2 separate regions of the Homo sapiens genome follow, and region 2 is linked to region 1. A link is a contact called in ENCODE Hi-C or POLR2A ChIA-PET data. All regions are on one chromosome and are shown on one strand. The core of a region is the stretch at or near the end of the contact, and the rest is flanking DNA. Distances in the headings are between cores, read along the strand shown. Region 1 overlaps UBAC2 (UBA domain containing 2). Region 2 overlaps PCCA (propionyl-CoA carboxylase subunit alpha).

The links. Hi-C counts contacts between places; a loop is a spot of excess contacts on that map. ChIA-PET counts read pairs that join two places held with the same protein, here RNA polymerase II (POLR2A). Pooled maps may share reads with other maps.
Region 2: a map of CD8-positive, alpha-beta T cell shows a loop between it and region 1 (7-fold over the local background). The contact joins two enhancer-like sites. A Hi-C loop is called at or near these places in 2 of 168 maps with a recorded cell type or tissue (B cell and CD8-positive, alpha-beta T cell) and 3 of 50 pooled maps. POLR2A ChIA-PET finds 5 or more read pairs at or near these places in 1 of 52 experiments (activated B cell).

What each region holds. Positions count from the first base shown.
Region 1 is chr13:99,280,255-99,287,024 of GRCh38, forward strand. All of the region lies in intron 4 of UBAC2 (UBA domain containing 2), which reads left to right. Among named protein-coding and RNA genes, the nearest start is that of GPR183, 24 kb to the right of the region's middle. Within about 2 kb of position 2,422, at least 24 of the 41 ENCODE cell types and tissues checked have a DNase peak (open chromatin) inside an H3K27ac peak, as active enhancers do.
Region 2 is chr13:100,228,782-100,235,755 of GRCh38, forward strand. All of the region lies in intron 7 of PCCA (propionyl-CoA carboxylase subunit alpha), which reads left to right. Among named protein-coding and RNA genes, the nearest start is that of PCCA, 140 kb to the left of the region's middle. Within about 2 kb of position 1,435, at least 4 of the 41 ENCODE cell types and tissues checked have a DNase peak (open chromatin) inside an H3K27ac peak, as active enhancers do.

The DNA.
Region 1 (6,770 bases), core at 1,172-3,671:
TTCCCAGCCTCATTTTCTGTCATTCCTTCCTTGTACTCTGCATGTCAGCTAAATTGCATTACTCACTACTGCCTGTCACGCATACATCATTACAGATTTCTCTGGATTCATTTATTACGACAATTGTGGTTACAACATCCCTTCTCCCCTTTGCTTGACAAACTTCTACCAAGAAAACAAGGAGAACTTCAAGTGTCCCCTTGGGTAGCTCTGCTCCACGAAACCCTGCTCCAGCCAGAGTTGGAATTAACCTCTCCTTCCTTCTTGCTCCCAGTTAACTTTGTGCTTGTAAGTTATGTGAAACATTCATTACTTGAGATGGTAATTATTTACCTAATTGACCACTCTCTCAACTGGATGCTTTTGAAAGAGCAGGATCTTACTCTCTCTTACAGCTCCCTCAGCATGGAGTAGTGAAGAGTGTTCTTTAATACCAAAGGGACAAAGAAAGCTGACTGGGATCGGTCTGCCACATGCTAGTTGCTTCAGTTATTTTTTTGCACTAAATTATTGTGTCTCTGCTAATGTCCTTTTTCCTTTCTTCCTTCCCTCCCTTCTTCCTTCCTTCTTCTTTCCCTCTCTCTCTCTCTCTCTCTCTCTTTCTCACTCAGTAAGCTACCTCAAATCTGTTACTTAAGAGAAAAATGTAGGCTGGGCGTGGTGGCTCACGCCTGTAATCCCATCACTTTGGGAGGCCGAGGCAGGCAGATCACTTGAGGTCAGGAGTTTGAGACCAGCGTGGCCAACATAGTGAAACTCCATCTCTGCTAAAAATACAAAAATAAGCCAGGTGTGTTGGCGGGCACCTGTAATCCCAGCTACTTGGGAGGCTGAGGCAGGAGAATAGCTTGAACCCAGGAGGCAGAGGAGGTTGCAGTGAGATGAGATCACACCATGGTACTCCAGCCTGGGTGACAGAGCGAGACTCCATCTCAAAAAAAACAAAACAAAACAAAACAAAAAAAAACAACAGCAACAACAAAAAAGTATAAAAGTTGAATTTCACATTTGGGTTCAGTGATTTTTTTTTTTAAGGATTGAAATGTGGACTTATAAAATCATTTCCAGCATCTTACCTAAGAGAGAAGCATATAATCCATTCATTCTTATATTCACAAGATATCTCCTTTCTCAACCAAAAAGTTCTCACACTTTGGGCTCAGTTCAGTATTTGGGTGTTGGATACCATGTGTCCGGCATTGTACTTGGTACTATGTCACCTTGGTAGTCAGCAAGCACACGCCAGGCTCATCCCAGACACTCTGCAGGTGTGCCACTTTCTCTCCTTAGAACAGCCCTGGAAGGTGAGAACTCGCATCTACTTTGAGGAAACAGGCTCAGAAACCTTCAGCGCTATTTTCTATAAATTGATAAAAGAAAAATCATGATGTTAGAAGATACATAACAAGAGGAAGAGGCTTTTCTTGTCTCACTTATGTCTTGACATTGCCTGAGGACTGATTAGGAACTGAGATTGCCAATCATTTTAACAAGATTTTAGTAATGTTTGAAGATCTGTGCCTTCTGAATCAAAGTGGCGTGCAGAGGTACTTACCTTATGGATTGCTGGCTAATTGTGAAAGGAGACTCAGGCTTTTAACACTGCAGGAATTTCAAACTGCGGTCTCAGTGGCCAGAGTGTCTTACCAGGGAGCAGACCTAATGTATCCAGTTTAAAAGGGCGTGTAAGCTGTTGCCAGAAGTCTACATGAAGCCACATGATAAGTGATTTTGTATTTGAACATGAAGGGCAGTGGCATCATTGACCTAAGCTAGAGTTTCCTCACCCTCAGCACTTTTGACATTTTAGTTGCATAACCCTTTGCGGTGGGGGCGGTCCCGTGCACTGCAGGGTGGCTGGCAGCATCACTGGCCTCCACCCAGTGTATGCTGTTAGCAAAACCTCCTTTCCCCAGTCTTACCCCAGTCATGACAACTAAAAATGTCTCCAGATAATGCCAAATGACACTTGGGGGGCAAAATCACCCATGATGGAGAGTCATGACATGCATGATGCTGGGTGGTAGATAGAACCCTGGAAAGAGTTAGCCCACACCCTTGAGGAGCTCATGACCTAGGAAGCTTGTTGAGAACTTTTGACTAGGTAGAATATTTCTAGTAGTTGACTGAAATAGCTTTGGTTGAGGCTATTAGTAAAAATTTGTTTTAAAGAGGTTTAACATCTGTTTTCATTTCTGCTTTTCTGAGTTGCTTTGCTGCTCAATTCCTTTTATTTTAGCTGTCTTCCTCTTGGGACTTCAAACATTTGAGTGTGTCAAAATTTCCAGTCTAATAGGAAATATGTTTTGTTCAAAAAGAAATAAAGATATTTATAACTGTTGGGCTAGAATGATGGAAGTTTAACGCTGGTTAAGTGAGACTCAGGTAACAGACAGCAAAGGAGATACTTTAATAGTGAAGGGAACTTGAAGTCTGGTTGTATTCAAGATTCACTTCCTGTTCTTGTTTATCACTGGAAAGTTGCACCTTGTGAAAGATTTTAGATTTAGATCATTGTATTGTTCTAAGAAAAAAAATTCAAAATGCTAACCATGTCTTGGTAACTATAGCAAAATATACAGCACACAAAAATAATCTCATACCTGTCTTAGGGTTGGATTTTTTGGTATATGTTATGTGTTGAGTTCTGAAATATCTAATGTGCTTGAAATCTAATGTGCTTTTGTTATCTGAACTAAAGGAAAAAGGCTTTGTCAGTTACAAGAGAATAGGCATCCCTGTTTTGGCTGGATTGTTAGTTGAAGTAATAGAATGAATTCTGGCTGATTCAGCAGAAAGGGAATTTATTAAAGTAGCTCAGAGAATATTTAGGAAGGCAAATAATCAGTCATGGGTACACCAGAGCTAGAATCAACACTTTACAGTTCTCTCTCCTAAAATTATTTTGTTTACTTACTTAATGTTTAATATTGGCTTCTAGGATGTAGGATTCAGAGAGCAACTTGGTCTGTGTGGTTTTCAGCTGTTATTCCAGTGTGTAGAATAGCAGCTGGTTCATAGAGACACTTGATAATTATTTGCTGTATAAATAAATGACAATACCAAGGATAGGTTTGTTAATATCAGTGACAATATGAAGGAAAAATATGGAGTAACATTATGAAATGTTAACATTACGCATTCCATTTGGAGATTTTTTTTTGACAGCAGGATTTACCCTTTCTCTTAAGAAATCTTAATAAATTTATATTGAACAATTTTGTACCGTAGAGCCTTGTTTGACATATGTTCCTGATTTAAATGAATAGCCAGATTTAAATGAATAGCCACAAGCAGACTTGCAAGAGTAGATGTTGCTATTGCTGTGTTCTACATGAGAAAGCTGAGGGTCTGAGGATTGAGTCACTAAGTGACGGCTACTTAAGTGGCAAGCCTGGATGGAAACTCATGCCTGTCTGAATTGTGGCTCAGACATTTCCTTAATGCCTTAATGCCACCTTTTTTTTTTTTTTTTTTTTTTTTTTTTTTTTTTTTTTTGAGACTGAGTCTTGCTCTTTTACCCAGGCCAGAGTGCAGTGGTGCTATCTCGGCTCACTGCAGCCTCTGCCTCCCGGGTTCAAGCTATTCTCCTGCCTCAGCCTCCTGAGTAGCTGAAATTACAGGCGTGTGCCACCACGCCCAGCTAATTTTTGTATTTTTAATAGAGACGGTGTTTCACCATGTAGGTCAGGCTGGTCTCAAACTCCTGACCTCGTGATCTGTCTGCCTTGGCCTCCCAAAGTGCTGGGATAACAGGCGTGAGCCACCACGCCTGGCCAATGCCACTTTATTTTTAAAGGTAAAACAGTCTAGTTAATGGTCACTATAGCAGGAAGCAACTTGAGCATTTTAACTTGCCAGACTGAGGCTGTGTATTTCAACTTTAGCAATGTAAATGTCCAAAGACAACTTATATGATTGTATTCAAACTTTGCTGCTAAAATAAGAAGTACAAATAAACACACAATGCAAAGAAAAAAAGTTCCAATTGGGGGGAAGTGCCCCCATGAATGGGGCCTGAAGAAGCACTATATGACACTCCAGTTATTTAGCTATTACTTGTATTTTCATTTAATAGACTGAAGAAACTGCTGTTTCTTTTCAGTAGCTACCAAATGCTGCCACTTATGTTTTATACTTTTTGAAAATTTTAAAATAGTTCTGGTTTATAGAAAAGTTGCAAGGATAAAACAAAGAACTCCCATATACCCTAAAACCAGATGCCCCCGTTATTAACATTTTCCGCATTTGCTGTTATCATTTTCTCTCTACACAGTATTTTTTCTGAATCATTTGAAAGCAAGTTGTAGACATAATGTCCCTTTGACTCCAAAATACCATGAGTATGTATTACTTTATTCACATCTGGCAATTGTCCAAATAATGTCCTTTATGGCAAAAAGGAAAATCAAAATTCTAGTCCATCGTCTGGTTCAGTATTACATGTTGCATTTCATTGGTACATCCCCTTACTGTTTAATCCGGACTGTTCCTCAGTCTGTCTTGGGCGACCTTGGCATTTTTGAAGACTGTAAGCCAGGACTTACAGAAAACGATACATATTCTAAGGCTGCTGGAAAATTAAAGTTTGTGAAGGTGAAGCAGTAGATGAAAATAATGTGTAGTTTTCGTATTTCTCTTGGAATAACATTTTATAACTTTTTCATGAAAAATTTCAGTGACACAAGCAGAGAGAATAAAATGAGCCCTATTACCCAGATTCAGTAATTAACATTTTTGCTATCCTCTTTCCATTCCCTGGCATTTTAAAAGTATTTTGAAGCAATTTCCAGACATCATAATATCATATTTCATATTTCAGAAAGCTCTAAAATGGCATTTCTTATATAACCATAATGTTACCTTACCTAACAAAATTATTCATAATTCTGTAATATTATTTACTACTGAAACTACTGTTTCCACATTTATCCTATTAGCTTGGAAATGCCCTTTTACATTTGCTTTTGCATTCGATTGTGGTGTGTCTTAAGTAGCTGCTGCTGCTGCTGCTGCTCCTCCTGCTCCTCCTCTTCCTCCTCTTCTTCCTCCCTTTGGTAGAGTATTTTTGTACTTTATTAGAATGGTATGGTGGGTATACTAGATTAACTGGCTCATTATTTATTATTACCTTTCTTCTTTTTTTTTTTTTTAAGAGACAATTGTCTTGCTCTGTCACCCAGGCTGGAGTGCAGTGGTGCGATTGTAGCTCACTGTAACGTCAAACTTCTGGGCTCAAGGGATCCTCCTGCCTTAGCCTCCTGAGTAGCTAGGACTACAGGCATGTGCCACCACGCCCAGCTAATTCTTAATTTTTTATAGAGACAACGTCTCGTTATGTTGCCCAGGCTGGTCTCAAACTCCTGGCCTCAAGTGACCCTCCTGCCTTGGCCTCCCAGAGTGTTGGGATTATAGGCATGAGCCACCATGCCCGGCCAGCTGGCTCATTATCTGTTCCAGGGTTCTCCTAGTGTACTTCCCATAAAGCAGAGGTTGGAAAGCTGAATGCTCTATTTCTTAAACTCCCTTGCCTGGAGTTCTGGATATGATTTAGGTTCCATTATTCAGAAAAACGTGTGGCTCTTGAATTCAGTATGAGCCAAGGCATATGAGATAGCCATTTTCCTGGTGCAGTTCTACACATCCAACGGGGTGCCAGAGTTCACAGTTCAACTCCCTGAAACTCCCTGATCCCTAGACTCTGCCAAAGTGGTTTGACCTTGGAGCTCACAGTTGATGTAATTAACTTTTGTGATTTCCCAGCTGCCTCAGTGTGTCAGAGGAAACAGTTCTCCTGGTAGACCAGTCCTTATGTGTTCCAGGAGTCTATTCCTGGAGGCGCTGGATCTGGCCTTCTAGCCTTTTCAGCAATTGTATAAGCACCGAATTCTGTGTACTAAATCTGCTGCCCAAAATAGCTGACAAGATTTCTGTTATCTATAACTGAACCTTGGCTGACAGAACTGCTAATCAAAAGAATGTAACATTTATATTTGACTTCAAATGTATATATACAAAGCAACATACCTGGATCTGAAACATTTAGATTTGAACTGGGACATAGTTCTTCCTTGTGGTCCTTTGTGTTAGGAGATCAAGTTCCTCAAAGAACATTGTGTGTGTGTTTATGAAGCCTTGCTGATCTTTTCATGTGGCTTTCTGGTATAACCTATTCTTTGCTGGTGACTTTGTTACCACCAGCCATCTCTTATTAGGACTTCTTTTTTTTAATATTTATTTATTTTTAATTTTTTTCCCACTTTTAGGTTCGGGGGGTACATATGCAGGTTTATTACATGGGTAAATTGTGTGTCACTCAGGCTTGGGGTACAAATGAGCCCATCACCCAGGTAGTGACCATAGTACCCCATATGTGGCTTTTCAACCTCCATCACCCCACACTCCCCCAACAAGCAGTCCCCAGTGTCTATTCTGTTGTTCCTATCTTCGTGTCCATGTGTATTCAATGTTTAGCTCCCACTTATACGTACAAACATGCAGAATTTAGTTTGCTGTTGCCACGTTATTCTTAGGACTCCTTGAAGGTCTGCTGAGACTCCCCTCACATGTAACCTTAGAATGTGGCCAGTGCGCGTCCCATTCTCCTATGATTTGAATTGCTGTGCTTAACTGATTGGAGATGGAGACTGGTAACTGTGTCTCAGTTCTTTCTGAATCCATCCCTGAATTTCTGCCTCTACCCCCGATGTAACAAGAGTAAGGGCATGTGTTAGAGAACATACTTACCATTTTTAGAAATTTATTACAGA
Region 2 (6,974 bases), core at 185-2,684, 950 kb after region 1:
CCCAGCTACTTGGGAGGCTGAGGCAGGAGAATCGTTTGAACCTGGGAGGTGGAGGTTGCAATGAGCGGGGATCGCTCCATTGCACTCCAGCCTGGGTAACACAGTGAGACTCTTTCTCAAAAAAAAAAAAAAAAAAGCACAAAGTATATTTAGTAAAATAAAGTTTAACCTTTTACATTTTTATGAAATAAAGTTTGATATCTATACATTGAAATGAGCTGCTTTCTTTTGTTTTGTATTATAACTTAAACTTGTGGCTTTTCAATTTGAAAACTTATTGCCATGTAGAATTTGATTTTTTTTTTTTCCTAATGCAACACTTTACTTAAAAATTATGGAGTAGAACTATATTTTTTAGAAGAGCAGGTTTTACAAAACCTAAAATTCAAACTCTGGAAGTTGCATGATGTGGTGGAAGAAGTGCTGGACTGAGAATCCCAAAAATATTGGGCTTGGTTTTGCCCAATGCCAACAGTATTTCACTGAGTGCACCTTGTTTTAAACTGAAGCAAAACTGAAGTGTAAAAAGTAAAGTAGAGGTTCCTCTTCAAAGACTTTCCTCCCCATCTAATTAGGAATAAATAGTAACTTCTCTTAGAAGCAAAATTTATTCTAAGACCTGTGCTAACATTCTTAAATATCTGCTAGCTGTAATAAAGAAATCAATGTACTTTATGTTCTCAGCTCCCACAATTTAGCCTAAATATTTGCCCTGGCATGCTTATACTGGTCCAAGCAAGCATTAAGTCATAGCCTGTTCCTCTTCCTTATTTGAAGGTGTTTTTACCTTTCTCAGTATTCCACAAGTTACTTCCTCCTTCCTTTGTTCTCCTCTGCCGTTGCCTCTTTTAAAAAGTTCTATGTTGTTAGCCAATTGGGACAAATACAAAATGTGAGGTCCTGTTCCAGCCAATGGAAACCGGACACAGCAGTAGGGTGGGCGCCTCAGGTTATAAATGACCCTGTCTCCTTTGTTCAATGTACTCTCGTGGCAAAACTGCTGGCGAATGTACCCTTTCTGCAGAAAGTAAACATGGCCTTGCTGAGGAAATTAAATTTATGTTCCAGTGCTGTTTCTTTACGGCACTGGGGAACAAGCATTTCTAACAGAAGCCTGTCTGGTTCTGAGTCCCTGCCCTGAACCCCTGCCTTTGGATGTCAGTTAACTCACTTATAAAACCGCTGCTCTGGAGATGAATAGTTCTGTTGGCATTTGTGAGATTGTGTCTTATCCTAACAGACTAATTTTTATGGAAGCTGATGCGGATAGTTGTTTATTCATGGAAGAAATAATGTGTTGATTGCGTTAATTTGCTAAACTCTGGGGATTTAGTAGAGAGTAAGACAGCTAGTTGTTGCCCTCATGAAGGTTAAGTGTGAAAAGGGCTGCATAATTGCAGGGCGTGGTGTATGTGTTCATGTGGCAATGATACCTAGCCAGGTGTGGGAGGACTGGAAAGGCACTCTAAAGAAAGTGGCAGGCTGGGCGCGGTGGCTCATGCCTGTAATCCCAGCACTTTGGGAAGCCGAGGTGGGCGGATCACCTGAGGTCAGGAGTTAGAGATCAGCCTGGCCAAAAATGGTGAAACCCTGTCTCTACTTAGAATACAAAAATTAGCCGGGTGTGGTGGTGTTTGCCTGTAGTCCCAGCTACTCAGGAGGCTAAGGCAAGAGAACTACTTGAACCCAGGAGGCAAAGGTTGCAGTGAGCCGAGGTCGTGCCACTGCACTCCAGCCTGAGTGACAGACTCCCATCTCAAAAAAAAAAAAAAAGAAAGAACGTGGCATTAGCTGAAACTGGAAGCATGCCACCCTGGACTCTGGGAGGAAATGGTCATTTTCCTGTCACCCAGACTACTGCCTCCCAGCCTGACTCTTCAGATCCCTCTTGCCTCTCAAAGTGTTCATTTGTTTGTTCATTCATTCATTTATTCTTCCAACAACTGTTGGTTGAATAACAACTGTGCCAGGCGTGTGCTCGGGATTTGAAATACCTAACTTGAACCAGCTGGACAAGGGTTTCTGTCCTTATGGAGCTTACATTTTAATGGGCTAGGGAGGTGCAGAGGGTGGACAGTGCACATCATAAGTAAGCAGATGCTATGCCAGAATTCTCCAGCCTGCAACCAGAGCTAGCCCTTCATTTCCTTGCTCTGAGGCTACAGTTCAGTTTCTCTCATGTGGCTGTGAGGCCCAGCCTTCCCCTCGCCTCTCTCTTCAGGTCCCAGACACTGTTTTTCACTACGCTTCTATTTCTAAGGTGTCTTTTCAGTTACCACGCCTGAGAAAGTTTTCAGGAATCTATTTTTGGATTAGAGATCCCCTGTTGTCACATGCCCTCTTTAAAACTTGTACATAACATGCACCACATAATCATTCCTTAGCTGCTGTGTGGCTGTATTTAAGGTTTGTCTTTTCCACCAGCCTGTAAATTACCTGTTGGCCAAGATGATGTCTTTCTTGTTCCGTCCCGTGTCTTCAGGGCCCAGAATTGGGCCTATTGTAATAAAAGCTGGTTTGGTAAAAGGGGAGAGAGTTACTGGCTGAGGCTGGCTGAACTGAGAAGGCTGTGCAAGGCTGGGGAGCCTGCCTGGGCCTTGGGCTGCAGGGTAAGATGCAAGATGAACAGGGGTGGGGCTGAGACTCATGCTTAGGCGGACAGGATCAAGTATTGAAACCAGCCTAGGGAGTTCAAACTTGGTTTTGAGGCAATGGGATGTCATGAAAAGCTTAAGTGATTTTGGGGACTCCTAGTTTGTTTTGATAACATTTAATATTCTCAAAATCATTAATAATTTGATAACTTCAGGCATGGCTGATTTAATTTTTAAACTATGAAAATATGAAGTATGAAATTATGATTCTTATGGTAAAAAAGTTCAACGTGTACCTAAGAGCATACAATTTTAATTTCCCTTTTCCTACAACTTTTAATCCTACCTTTTACATTTATTTATTTATTTATTCTTAAATATAGACAAGGTCTTGCGATGTTGCTTAAGTCAGTACAGAACTCCTGGGCTCAAGTGGTCTTCCTGCCTGGGCCTCCTGAGTAGCTGGGATTATAGGCCTGAGTTACCATGCCCGGCTGTCTGTCCTACTTTTGAGCAGTAAATTGGTTTCTGTAGCTGTCTAATGCTTAAACTTTCCTGTGCGTTCAAATGTGTATTTCTGTCTTAATGTAGGTAAGGTCATACGCTATGTACTCCAACTTGCTACCCCCGCCCCCAGTATATACTTTATTTTGCTTATTTTTACAGTGTAAGAGTTACTCTCTTAAAGCTTAATTGTCATTTGTCATTGCCTTGTATAGAACCAAGGCATCTTGGACTGTGTACCAAATCCCATAAGATCTGGCCAGAACAGGGCCACGCCGTCCATACCTCCTTATCTTGTGCTTTGCTGCCACTTCCTTACTGTGTTTCAGCTTTAGCTGCCTGATATTCTTTCCCTATGAAATTGCTTCCTCATCTAGGATTTTTATATGTGTGGTTCCCTCTGTCTAATGTTCTTTCTCCCTGATCTTTCCATGGTAGCTAGCTGTTTATGTTTATGTGTGTGTGTGTATGCGTGTGTGTGTGTGTGTGTGTGTGTGTGTGTGTGTGTGTGTGGTTTTAGAGACGGAGTCTCACTTTATTTCCCAGGCAGGAGTGCAGTGGCGCCATCATGGCTCACTGCAGCTCTGACCTCCTGGGCTCATGCAATCCTCCTGCCTCAGCCTCCCAAGTAGCTGGGACTACAGGTCCCACCACCACACCCAGTAATTTTTGTATTTTTTTGTAGAGATAGAGATCTTGCCATGTTGCCCAGGCTAGTCTCAAACTCCTACCCTCAAGTGATCCTCCCATCTTGGCCTCCCAAAGTGCTGGGATTACAGGTGTGAGCCACTGTGCTTGGCCTGGCTAGATGTCTTTATCCTTAGGTTTAAAATTTTACTCCAGAAGGGCCCTTTCTGAGCAGCCTGTCTGAAACAAGTTCTCCCTAGTATTCTTGCCTGAGTACTCTGTTTCTATGTAACATTTATTTTAGTTATCAATTGATTTGTTTATTTTCTGTTTCTCTCATTAGTTTGTAATAAGCTCCATGAAGGCAGAAGATGTATTTCATGTAGTGTTGCTGGGCAGATAGTTATTGAATTAATGTATAAGTGGTTGAATAAGAACATATAGATCAACTGCATTCTTTTTAAAGGCTAATATTTCATTTTATGGATGTACCAGTCCTTTGTTGAAGGCTTACTAAATTGTTTTTCAGAATTTTTTTCTTATTAAAACACCACCAACGAATTCAAAATAATGAATTTCTTTGTATGTCTCTCTGTGTTCACTCATGTGGGTATATCTGTAGGATGACTTCCCAGGAGTAAAATTTCAGAACAAAAGATAACGTGTCCTCAAACTTTTGGTAGATACTGACAATTTCTTTTTAAAAAGATTATCCCATTTTCTATGACACCAGTAATATGAGAAGTATTTAACTTTGTCATCCTGGCCATTATCAGATTTTAATTTGCTAGAGGAAAAGTGAGATCTCATTGTTTTAATTTGTATTTCTGTAATTAGGAGCAAGGCTGAGCACAGATATTGTGCTTCTGGAACTGTTTTTCTGTGAGCTTTTAATTTAATCTTTTGTGATGATTGTTGGTCCTTTTTTTAGTTGATTCAGAGTTTGATTAAAGTTTTTTAAACTTATGATGTTATAGGCAACCTTTACAGTGTGATGTCACTTAGTGCCATTGAATTTGGAGCTATATAGGGCTTTTTATCTCTTCAAAAGTAATTTTGTAGAGCCTGATAATAAAACTTCATGTTCTCAAAGACCATATTGGGGCTGAGTGTATAATATTTAGTAGTTTATTATTGAAACAGTAATAGAGATTTTAATGTCCAGTGCATAATAGGTCCTCAGTAAAGTATTTTTGGATGAATGAGTGACAAGTGAAAAGTTAATTTTTAAGGCAGCTTGATTTTATTTGAAAGTTCATTTAGAAGAATCTAATTTTCATAGTAAGAAGACTTAGCATGCTGTTAAGTTGAAAGATAAGCTTGCTTTGTGGCATGCTATAGAAGTGTTGGATTTGTGGCAGTGGAATTTTTAATTTGCTGTGTCAGATATAGATATGGCTTTATGTATCCATACACACCCAGCTATAACATGTATATTCAAATAAGTGACAAAATATGTCTAATGAATTTTTGAATTACCTTTTAAAACTTGCCTGTTAGTTCTCTCAAGTGATGAACTTTTTACAATAGCAGTTTATTTTCTCTCATCACGTTGGAAAGAAATGTTAAAAGTTTTCTTCTAGGTTTATTATAATCCAGTCTTCATCAGCCATCACTCTTCCTGTATTTTGTTCAAGAGGCACTAATTGTTCGCATTTGGCAGGTTTAACACTTCCTGACAGAGAGGCTATTAAGGGGAAGTATTCTCCAATAACTGTCACTGGCTGGAACAAAGAACCTTCCAACTCAATGTGTGGAAACCACTAACATTCTTAAATGACCCTTTTCATGGATTTTCATCCCTTTAAGCTAAAGTTTGGAGAATGTAGGGTCAGCGAAAACAGCAACGTGTAATAAAGCAGTAAACCTTGATTTTGGAAGGCATAGGGTGGGAGATATAGATTTATCTCTGACTTGAAAACAATTGTTATTTGGAAAATCTCATTAGCAGATGTGACTGCTTGGAGTAAAAAAAAAAAAAAACAACTTAAAACTGATGTCGCTTTCAGGACCCCTTTGAACTTAACAAGCACCTATTTGTGGAGCAGACTGGCTAATGAAAGGAAATTAAATTTTTCTGACAACTTCCCCTGCCAACCTCCTTATTCAGGGGATGTTATTAGGTACTGAAGAACTTTAAAGAAGATTTTTTTTTATTAGACATAAGTGAACCAGTTATAAACATCCCCCCCCGCCCCCTTCTCGGAGGATTCTGACATGGTTGCTCTACATTTTAAACGTATTAGCTTAAAAGCTTAAAAAACACTGGGCTTCACTTCAGCATTTTAGTCATTTTCTAAAAATTCAGTCACACTTACCAGCTGTGGTTTCAAAACAATATTGTCAGTCTTTGTGGTAGTTTAGTTTGTGTCACTGAATTACACAAACACACACACACACACACACACCCCACACATACCCACACACACGAAGGAGGCTTAGATTTCAACATTATCTTTATTGTTATTTGGGGAAATGATTCAGCAGTGTCCTGTGTTGGATGTGTTAGGTGAGGGTTAATGATCAGTGAAATTACTTAGATTCAAGGGAAGTTTTTGTCTTTTCATCTTCTTAGAGGTAGAAGTGGCATTGGTTAATATTTAGCAATAACTAATCCTTAAATGGATAAACTTTTACCCCTTACTGTTTAGGAAGGTATTTTCTTTCTTTTGCTTTTTGGAGTTTTTTCCTCCAGTAGTTGGTTCGTTGAAATTAAAGTTTTTTTTTAATTTATGTAACAAGATACAATTGTAGAGATAAAATATGTACCTGAAAAAAAAAAAAAAGAAAGAAACAATAGAAAAGAAAAGGTAATGCAGATTACCAAAAGGATTTTTTGGAACAATTCGTAATTCCTGTAGGTACTGGAAATTAACTTTCATATTTCTGCAAAATCGATCAACTACTCCCAAACAATAGAGAATCAACTCCCCCTGCTGACAGAATCTAGGAAAACATGACACATAATATTGGACAGAAACAAGCTGGCTGCGGACAAGCTTTAATGACCTGATTTATGATTCAGTATTGATTGTAAACATCTAAATTCTGCCATTAAATTCCGGCAACTGCACCAAATCATTGGCAATTCTGGTAGTGCTTCCTGCCAGCTCATTTCAACTGCTTTGAGTTTCTTAATATAATAATGATGAGGTAGAATTTACATTCCACTTATGGTATTAATTTTACATTTCTCTGAATGAAAAGGGTTAGAAGGTAGTAAAATTGAACATTAAATGAATCGGAGGA